Regions from separate parts of the Homo sapiens genome. Here region 2 is linked to region 1. A link is a loop called in an ENCODE intact Hi-C map of the cell type or tissue named here. Cell type or tissue: CD14-positive monocyte. All regions are shown on one strand. Links, peaks and the distances in the headings refer to the core of each region. The heading gives the core; the rest is flanking DNA.

Region 1 (4,391 bases), core at 117-4,116:
TGTGTGTGGTTTGAGATTGTTTTTTTTTTTTTCTTTTCCTTTCCTTCCCTCAAAAAAAAAAAAAAAAAAAAGCCAAAAAACTTTGTCAAACTTCAAACTTCAGAGCTCCCTAGTGGCAAGGAGGGGAGGGGAAGAGAACTTCAACCCCCTCCAGCTTCCCACCCCCTTTCCCCAGAGTCACGTCTGACCCGTCTGGTTTCCAGGAGCAACCAGACATGATGTAACACCCAGATGAACTTGAACTTGGGGGTGCTGAGAAGAAAAACAATGGCTCCGAGCAGGGGCTGGAGCCAGCCCCCTCTGCTCTGTGCCAGGGAGGCCGAGAGAGCCCTGCTGGCAGAGGCGGGAGGGGGTGCGAGAGGAAGGGACAGCAGGCGGGCCTCCCCTCCCAGCTCTGGGCTGGCACCAGGCTTCAGGGTTCCATCGCTCCCTCCCTCCTGCTGCCTGCCTGGGCTGCTCACAGCTCTGCGGTCGTGCGCTCCGAGGACCACTGCCACGAGCCGTCCCTGCTAACCCTGTTTCCGCTGCCTCCTTTACTTTCTTTGCTCACTTTGCTTGGACGTTTGGGGGCCAAGTCAGAGTTTAGGGAAAGTTTGTCTCCCCCCATGTTCCCTGTGTCTTAGGCTCCAGGAGGTAGGAGGAAGGAGTCCCAGCGGGGGTCCAGGGCCCCTGAGCAGGCAGGTGTGTCTGGGAGTGGTTGGGGGAGCGGAAGCTGGACAAGCGGAGCTGGAGCCCTCGGGCCTGGGGGCAGGCAGGCGGCTGCAACGGGCGGGCGCAGGGGGTACAGCCGGGGGTGGTTTCCACAGTAACCAGTGACTTTAGCTGATCTCTGGAGCACCAGATGGAGAGAGAACAATAGAATGAGGGAAGAAAAGAGAATTTTAGCAATTTTGTCATTCCCTGGGCAGCGCTTTTTACTTAGTTTTAATCAATTTTGGACCTGGCTCAGGAAGTAGGGAGGGGTGAGCAGAGAAAGCCACTCTGTGCTTGGCAGCAGATCCCCCATTTCTGGGACCTGTGGGGAGGTGCCGGGGAGCCCCCTTGGGGCAGCCTTTGTCCCTAACTCCAGACCTGGAACCAGAGTCTTCCTTCCCTGAGGAGGACCCCCCAGTCTGAGCATTGGCAGTTGTCCCCAACTGTACAGCTCAGGAGACCCCAAAGGGGCCAGTGTGAGGCCCTGGCATGATCTGCCAGGAGCAGATAGGGCAGGTGGGGCCCTCCCTGTCCTATTGTCCACAAGCCTCATTTGCCTGGTGAGGAGAGGGGTGGGCTTACCACCAGAGTCAGCCTCCCCCTCAACCTCGGGGCAATGGCACAGGGTTCCTGTATAGTCTCCCCTTGGGAAGGGGGTCCCAGGGAACAGGCCCAAGCCTGTGGCAGGTGGGGGTCACCCAGCCCAGGCGCTTCCCACCCCCGGGCCTGGGCCAGAAGCCCAGGAGCTGGCTGCGGGCCGGTTCTCCCCCACCCACTCTGGGGATGCCTCAGGCCTGGGTTTCCGCCTTAGCCTCGCCAGGCCCCAATGAGCCTCTGTTTGGCCTGTAGTCAATTGACCGGTTGGACTTGGGGCAGGTGCTCGAGGAGCCCCACTGAGGGAGGGCAGGTCTCTTGTGCGTACTGTCCAGCACATACAGGAAATTTAGCATTTCTGCCCACCCAGCAGCGCCTGCTCATTGTGGCAATCCCAAACCGCCACATTTCCAGATGCTCTTGATCTGCACTGTCCATTGTGGTAGCCACGGGCCACGTGTGGCTGTTTACATTTAAATTATTAACTAAAGAAAAATTTAGTTCCTCAGTTACAGTAGCCACATTTCAAGTGCTTAGAAACCACTTGTGGCTAGTGGCTACTGCAATGGAAATGAGAACATTTCCATTGTCACAGAAAGTGCTAGATGATCTCCAAGGCCCTTTCTGAAACTCAGTGTCCCTATCCTCAGTCCCAAACCAGAGCCTGAGAGCAGGTCTGGCCTGCAGGCAGAATGTTTGACCAAAGCAATGTTTTAAATATTGGAAATTTTCACACGAAATTCTGTTTGGGCTTCTGGCTTCTTTTGAAAAGTTGGCAGATGAGCTGCCCTGGGCCCTCACCCTGACCCTAGGCAGGGCACAGGCATTCTGGCCACCACAGACCCTGCTTCCTCGTGCTCGCAGCACAGGCAGCAGTTAGGAGCACAGCCTGCACTGCCCCTTACATTTGAACCCTGGCTCTGTTGCCCGAGGGCTGTGTGGCCTCAGGCAGGTCACGTACCCCCTCTGTGCCTAGCTTCCTGGTGGGGTCAGGGCAGGGGTGGAGTGAACCAGGACCTGGTATGTGCTCTGTAGTTGGCTCCGCCTGGCCCCTGCAGACCAGAGTCTGTGACAGCCTGGGAGAGGTCCCAAGATGCATTTTCAGGGACCCTCATTTTGCCCCAACGGTACTACCAGGTGCACCCAGGCCCAGTAGACCACAGTAGACCCTGACCCACCACTTTGCCAGGAGGTGGGGCTGGAGCCTTGGATGGAGGGCGTAGCCAAGCAGCCCAGACCCTTGGGGTCTGCCCTGGGTGTGCTCTGAGCTGAGCCACCAGACACAGGCAGACAAGACAAGGCCCTGTCTGTGGGAAGGCAGCGCCCCCTGCTGGCGATATGAAGGAAATGACGCTCACCCCAGGGAGCCTCAAGTCCTTCCTCAATGTCTGGTGCCCTGAGGGTAGAGGATCCAGCACCATGGGCTACGTGGCCCCTCCCCCAGGCCTGGCGCTACTAGGGACTGAAGCTGTGTGGTTCCCCTGCCCCCAGTCTTTCAGCCTGTGGGACCTTGGCTGGGGTATATAGATGGGAATTTCTGCTTTTAATCCAAAGAGACAGAAAGAAAACTCAGCAAGAAGCTGGGCCACCCCCAACCCATTCCTAAAACCCCTCTGGGTACAAAAGCCCCAGCCTGGCATCTTCCCCACCCTCCAGGACCCACACAAAAACCTAAACAATTGGAAACATGGCCAGATCTCAGGCCTGTGCCAGCGCCAGCCATGGGGGTCCCACCCGCTGGGCACAGTGCCCACGGGAAGGCCAGCTGGACTCTAGCACTAGGGGCAGAGTCTCTGAGGGGGCGGGGTTCTCGCAGGAGGGAGGGAGAGAATGGGGATGCCCTTTCTTCTCCATGGGAACAAGGTGGGTGGTGGCTGCCCGGCACCCTGGCTCTTTGGGAGCTGGACCCTTGAGGGGCCAGGTCACTGGGCCAGGTAGGAGTGAGATGGGACCTGCCCCAGCTGTTCTCAGTATCGCCTCTTTTTCATCCTGTTTCAGTCCTGGTTCCTCTGATAAGATCGACAAAAGAAACAACAAAATGAGAAGAAGAGGTTCCTCGAAAGGGGGGAGAAGAAATTTTGAGAATGGAAAAATCCCCCAGCCCAGCCCAGCCCCACCGAAAAGCAAAAATTACACGTCGTCAGCCACTCAGCCCTTCTCTCCTCCAGCCCGGGGACCCCCGCGGGCCCCAGAAGCAGCCCAGTTCTCAGAGAGCCCTTGGAAGGGGTCTCGGTGGAGCTGTGCACCAGCAGCCAAGCAGAAAGAAACACGCGACATGGACTCTGTCAAGTAGAGGACAGAAAGCAAGAAAGGATGCAGAACTGCCTTCCTCCCCCTGACCCCGCCCCGGCCTTCTGGGGAAGGAACAAAGTCCCCAAACAAAGCAACCAGCACAATTCTGAAGGGGCCTGGCCTCCACCCTCACCCCTTCCTAGGGGAACCCCACCCTCCACACAGCCGGAGCTGCCCTAGGGAGCCTGGAGGGCCAGCTTGTAAAGATGATGGGGTTTAGATCCCTCAGGCTCTCCCCTCCAGACTCCGCCCTTCCCTCCCTCCCTCCCTCCCTCCCTCTCTGCCAAGGCTCCAGCTTCTTCCCCCAGCTGCTCCCGACCAGGAGGGGGAGAGCAGCCTCCACTTACCCCACCCCACCCTTGGGCTAAAAGCCCCCAGGCGGGCAGGGGGTGACCCCTGGAGCTAGTTGCGTGTCCCAGAATGGAGGGTGTTCTGACACCCCACCCTGAGCCGCAAGAGCAGTCCTGGGGCCCTGGACCCCTCTGTACAGTCCGTAGGAAAAAGTCGGAATGCTCTCGACGGCCTCGTCCCAGCCTGGGACAGGCCCCCTTTCCCCTCTCTCTGCAGGCCAGGAGGGCCTCCTTCCTGCCACGAGGGAGGGGAGTCGGGCCCCAGGTCGCCCCCGCCCCCAGCCCTGCATGCAGGTGCCCTCGCTCCGCCCCATCAGTTCCTGCCCCTGCCCCTCATGCAGACTGCCCTGCTGGGGCCGGGCCGGAGGGTGGAGCAGAAAGGGGACCCCGGAGCCGAGCGAGGAGGACCAGGCAGCCGCCGCTGCCGCGCTAAGCCACCACCTGCGCTTAGGTAGGCGTCCT
Region 2 (4,358 bases), core at 110-4,109, 300 kb before region 1:
GCCTCAGCCTCCCAAGTAGCTAGGATTATAGGTGCCTGCCACCACGCCCTGCTAATTTTGTATCTTTAGTAGAGACTGGGTATCAGCACGTTGGCCAGGCTGGTCTTGAACTCCTGACTTGAGGTCATCTGCCAGCCTCGGCCTCCAAAATGCTGGGATTACAGGCGTGAGCCATCGTGCCTGGCCATGACTTTTCAACAGATTTGAAGAAGTGGGGTCCTGAGAAAATCCTGGGTAACAACAGCATCAGAGGTAACAGTTTTTTGTTTGTTTGTTTGTGTTTTTTAGATGGAGTCTCCCTCTGTCACCCAGGCAGGCTGGAGTGCAGTGGCTCGATCTCAGTTTACCGCAACCTCCACCCACAGGATTCAAGCGATTCTCCTGCTTGGCCTCCCAAGTAGCTGGGTCTACAGGCGTGCATCACCATGCCAGGCTAATTTTTGTATTTTTAGTAGAAACAGGGTTTCACCATGTTGGCCAGGCTGGTCTCGAACCCCTGACCTCAGGTGATCCGCCTGCCTGGGCCTCCCAAAGTGCTGGGATTACAGGCCTGAGCCACCCCGCTCAACTGGGAGCAGCTTTTTTTTTTTTTTTTTTTGAGACGGAGTCTCGCTCTGTTGCCCAGGCTAGAGTGCAGTGGCACGATCTCGGCTCACTGCAAGCTCTGCCTCCCGGGTTCACGCCATTCTCCTGCCTCAGCCTCCCAAGTAGCTGGGACTACAGGCACCTGCCAACATGCCTGGCTAATTTTTTGTATTTTTAGTAGAGAGGGGGTTTCACTGTATTAGCCAGGATGGTCTCGATGTCCTGACCTCGTGATCCGCCCGTCTCGGCCTCCCAAAGTGCTGGGATTACAGGCGTGAGCCACTGCGCCCGGCCTTGGGAGCAGCTCTTAAATGGCAAAATTCATGTAGCCAGGTGAGCCTGTGAAAGAACAGCAGGAAGCCAGCCTGTCTGGAATGGAGTGAACCACAACAGGGCAGATGTCAAGGGAGACTGAGCAGGGGCCTTGGGGAGGAGTGTAGATTAAATTCCAAGGGAGATGAGTGACCCTTAGAGGGTATTAGGTGGGTACCAGCATTAATAGTGGATCTGTGGATTAAATGAGCATATTAGCCCTGTTCTGTAGGAGGAAATTGGGGCATAGAGTAGCAAAACTACTTTCCTGAACGCACACAATATTAAACTGCACCCCTGGGAACCCTGCCTTGCTGCTAATACCTGCCTTCTAGCCTAACTGCCACCCTCCCACCCCAGGGGCAGACAGGCAACCTTTCCAGCCTGGGGTGGGGCAGAGCTCACAGCAGGGACTCTGCACTCTGCACGTAGCTCAGGCTCTCATTCTTGGTTCTGCTCTTAAGACTGGGTCCCCACCCTCTTCCCCATAAGACTACACTGGGCTGGGTTCCTTTCAGCTCGAGGAAGCCGTCTTAGGAACTAGGAACTGGGCCCTACACAGGGGCCTCAGCCCCGAGCTTCACATAACTTATCTCCTACAAATTTTACCACGTGCATGGTGATCTGGGTTTGCAGTCCCATTTTACTGCTGAAGAGACCCAGAGACGATCACAGCTCTTAAACGGCATTTGAACCCAGGCTGGCTGGTGACAAAATGTGGGCTTTGCCTTGCATGGCCAGATTTCTGGATGTAGGGCATCCTGGGATTTGCAAGGGACAAACGGCATACCCTACCCCTCCGAAACCGCCTTGAGCGCAAGCAGGAAAAGAGCAGGCACTAAGCATGTGATAAGACCGCCACCGTGTGGCGAAGATGAGCAACCACAGGGTCAGTTTCCCAAGCCTGAGCCTGAAGAAGGAAGGGGGTTGCAGGGGAGGACGAAAGGACAGAGCACACCAACACAGACTCACACCTTTCCCTAATACTTTATTGGTTACCTCTAGGCCTGTGTGCGGCTGGGTGGGCTTGGGGGAGGGCGTCACTATTCAGCTTCTAGGTGGAGGCATGAGAAGGCCTTGGCCTAGCCCTCCAGGGTCCCATACTGTGGAGTTTGGAGGGGCAGGTCTGGCCTTTCCTGGGTCAGCATAGGGCACCCAGGTGGGGGCACAGGTGGACACCCAGCACAGGCACCTAGGCAGGGGCACAAGCTCACTATCCGTTAGCCAGCCTAATTGTGTTTGGAGAAATATTCCTTGCTGTCATCCACGTTGGGCTTAATCGTGTCACTGCCAGGCTTCCAGCCAGCGGGACAAACTGTGGGAAGACACAAGGATGCACATGAAGGCTACAGCCCCAGGTTCAAGGTGAAGCAAAGCAAGGGCCTGTGTTGCAGAAGAAAATGCTGGAAGCAAGTGGTCCAGGCCCAGGAATGTGGATATTAAGATAAACCCTCCAAGCCCAGTTCAGTATTTTTTCTTTTTTTTTTTTTTCAGACAGAGTCTTGCTCTGTTGCCCAGGCTGAAGTACAGTAGCATGATCTGAGCTCATGCAACCTCTCCCTCCTGGGTTCAAGCGATTCTCATGCCCCAGACTCCCTAGCTGGAATTACAGAGGTGCACCACCACGCCTGGCTAATTTTTGTATTTTTGGTAGAGACCATGTTAGTCACGCTTGTCTCGAACTCCTGACCTCAAGTCATCTGCCCGTCTTGGCCTCCCAAAGTGCTGGGATTACAGGTGTGAGCCACCATGCCTAGCCAAGTTCAGTATTTTCTCTTTTTCTTTTCTTCTTTTTTCTTTCTTTCTTTTTTTTTTTTTTTTTTTGAGACAGAGTCCTCCTCTGTTGCCCAGGCTGGAGTGCAATGGCGTGATCTCGGCTCATTGCAACCTCTGCCTCCCGCGTTCAAGTGATTCTCCTGCCTTAGCCTCCTGAGTAGCTGGGACTACAAGTGCCCGCCACCACACCCTGCTAATTTTTTGGTACTTTTAGCAGAGACAGGGTTTCACCATATTGGTCAGGCTGATCTCGAACTCCTGACTTCAGGTGATCCACCCACCTTGGCCTCCCAAAATGCTAGGATTACAGGCGTGAGCCACTACACCTGGCCAAGTTCAGTATTTTCTAGCTGGTGTTTTTCCTACTCTTAATTCTTCAATTTCTTTTTGCCACCCAGCTCTCCTTTTTCTTCTTTTTTTCTTTTCTTTTTTTTTAAGATGGAGTCTTGCTCTGTTGCCCAGGCTGGAGTGCAGTGGCACGATCTCTGCTCACTGCAAGCTCCGCCTCCCAGGTTCACGCCATTCTCCTACCTCAGCCGCCAGAGTAGCTGGGACTACAGGCGCCCGCCACCACGCCCGACTAATTTTTTTGTATTTTTAGTAGAGACAGGGTTTCACCGCGTTAGCTAGGATGGTCTCGATCTCCTGACCTCTTGATCCGCCCGCCTCAGCCTCCCAAAGTGGTGGGATTACAGGCATGAGCCACCGTGCCCGGCCTCTTTTTTTTTTTTATTTTTTGAGACGGAGTTTCGCTTCACTCGTTGCCCAGGCTGGAGTGCAATGGCACGATCTCAGCTCACTGCAACCTCCGCCTCTCAGCTTCAAACGATTCTCTTGCCTCAGCCTCCCAAGTAGCTGGGATTACAGGCATGCACCACCAGGCTGGGCTAATTTTGTATTTTTAGTAGAGACTGGGTTTCTCCATGTCGGTCAAGCTTGTCTCGAACTCCCGACCTCAGGTGATCCACCCACCTAGGCCTCCCAAAATGCTGGGATTACAGGTGTGAGCCACTGCATCTGGCCTCTTTTTTTTTTTTTTTTTTTTTAACCAATACCCCATCTCTTAAAAAAAAAAAAAAAGAGATGGGGTATTGCTATGTTGCCTAGGCTCGACTCAAATTCCTGGGCCTAAGCAATCTTCTGCCTCACTCTCCAGAGTAGGTGGAACTACAGGCATGAGACACAGCATCTACAGGCATGAGACACAGCATCTTCCTGTCTTTTTGGCTCCTTTAGTCCCATCTTTGTCCCTCTGCCCCACCCCTACAGGTTTTTTTGTTGTTGTTGTTTTTGAGATGGAGTCTCACACTGGCGCCCAGGCTGGAGTGCAGTGGTGTGATCTCGGCTTACTGCAACCTCCTCCCGGGTTCAAGGGAGTCTCCTGCCTCAGCCTCCCAAGTAGCTGGGATTACAGGCACCTGCCACCGCACCCAGCTAATTTTTTTGTATTTTTAGCAGAGACGCGGTTTCACTATGTTGGCCAGGCTGGTCTCAAACTCCTGACCTCATGATCTGCCCGCCTCGGCCTCCCAAAGTGCTGGGATTACAGGCGTGAGCCACCGCGCTCGGCCTGTTTGTTTGTTTTTTTGAGACAGGGTCTTGCTGTGTCACCCAGGCTGGAGTGCAGTGGTGCGATCACAGCTTACTGCAGCCTTGACCTCCCAGGCTCAAGTGATCCTCCAGCC

What was found. Hi-C counts contacts between places; a loop is a spot of excess contacts. Peaks named below come from ENCODE experiments on the same cell type or tissue, not always from the same donor. Only the 100,000 strongest peaks of a DNase experiment are listed, where the experiment ranks them.
Region 2: a loop joins it to region 1, with 2.6 times the contacts of the local background. A loop is called at or near these places in 4 of 110 quality-filtered maps.

What each region holds. Positions count from the first base shown.
Region 1 is chr19:13,091,350-13,095,740 of GRCh38, forward strand. NFIX (nuclear factor I X) reads left to right here. Exons shown (of 11, transcript NM_001365902.3): 11 at 3,286-4,391. The coding sequence ends at 3,300. Among named protein-coding and RNA genes, the nearest start is that of LYL1, 9.3 kb to the right of the region's middle. RefSeq lists a silencer at 4,169-4,258. In CD14-positive monocyte, for the core only: CTCF peaks have their summits at 2,612 (motif pointing left) and 2,814; DNase peaks (open chromatin) are centred at 2,632 and 3,672; H3K4me3 peaks cover 1,515 bases; H3K27ac peaks cover 779 bases.
Region 2 is chr19:12,794,955-12,799,312 of GRCh38, forward strand. PRDX2 (peroxiredoxin 2) reads right to left here. Exons shown (of 6, transcript NM_005809.6): 6 at 1,869-2,212. The coding sequence ends at 2,127. Among named protein-coding and RNA genes, the nearest start is that of PRDX2, 4.7 kb to the right of the region's middle. RefSeq lists an enhancer at 1,265-1,674. In CD14-positive monocyte, for the core only: CTCF peaks have their summits at 1,757 (motif pointing left) and 1,961; DNase peaks (open chromatin) are centred at 1,407 and 1,747; H3K4me3 peaks cover 2,040 bases; H3K27ac peaks cover 1,470 bases.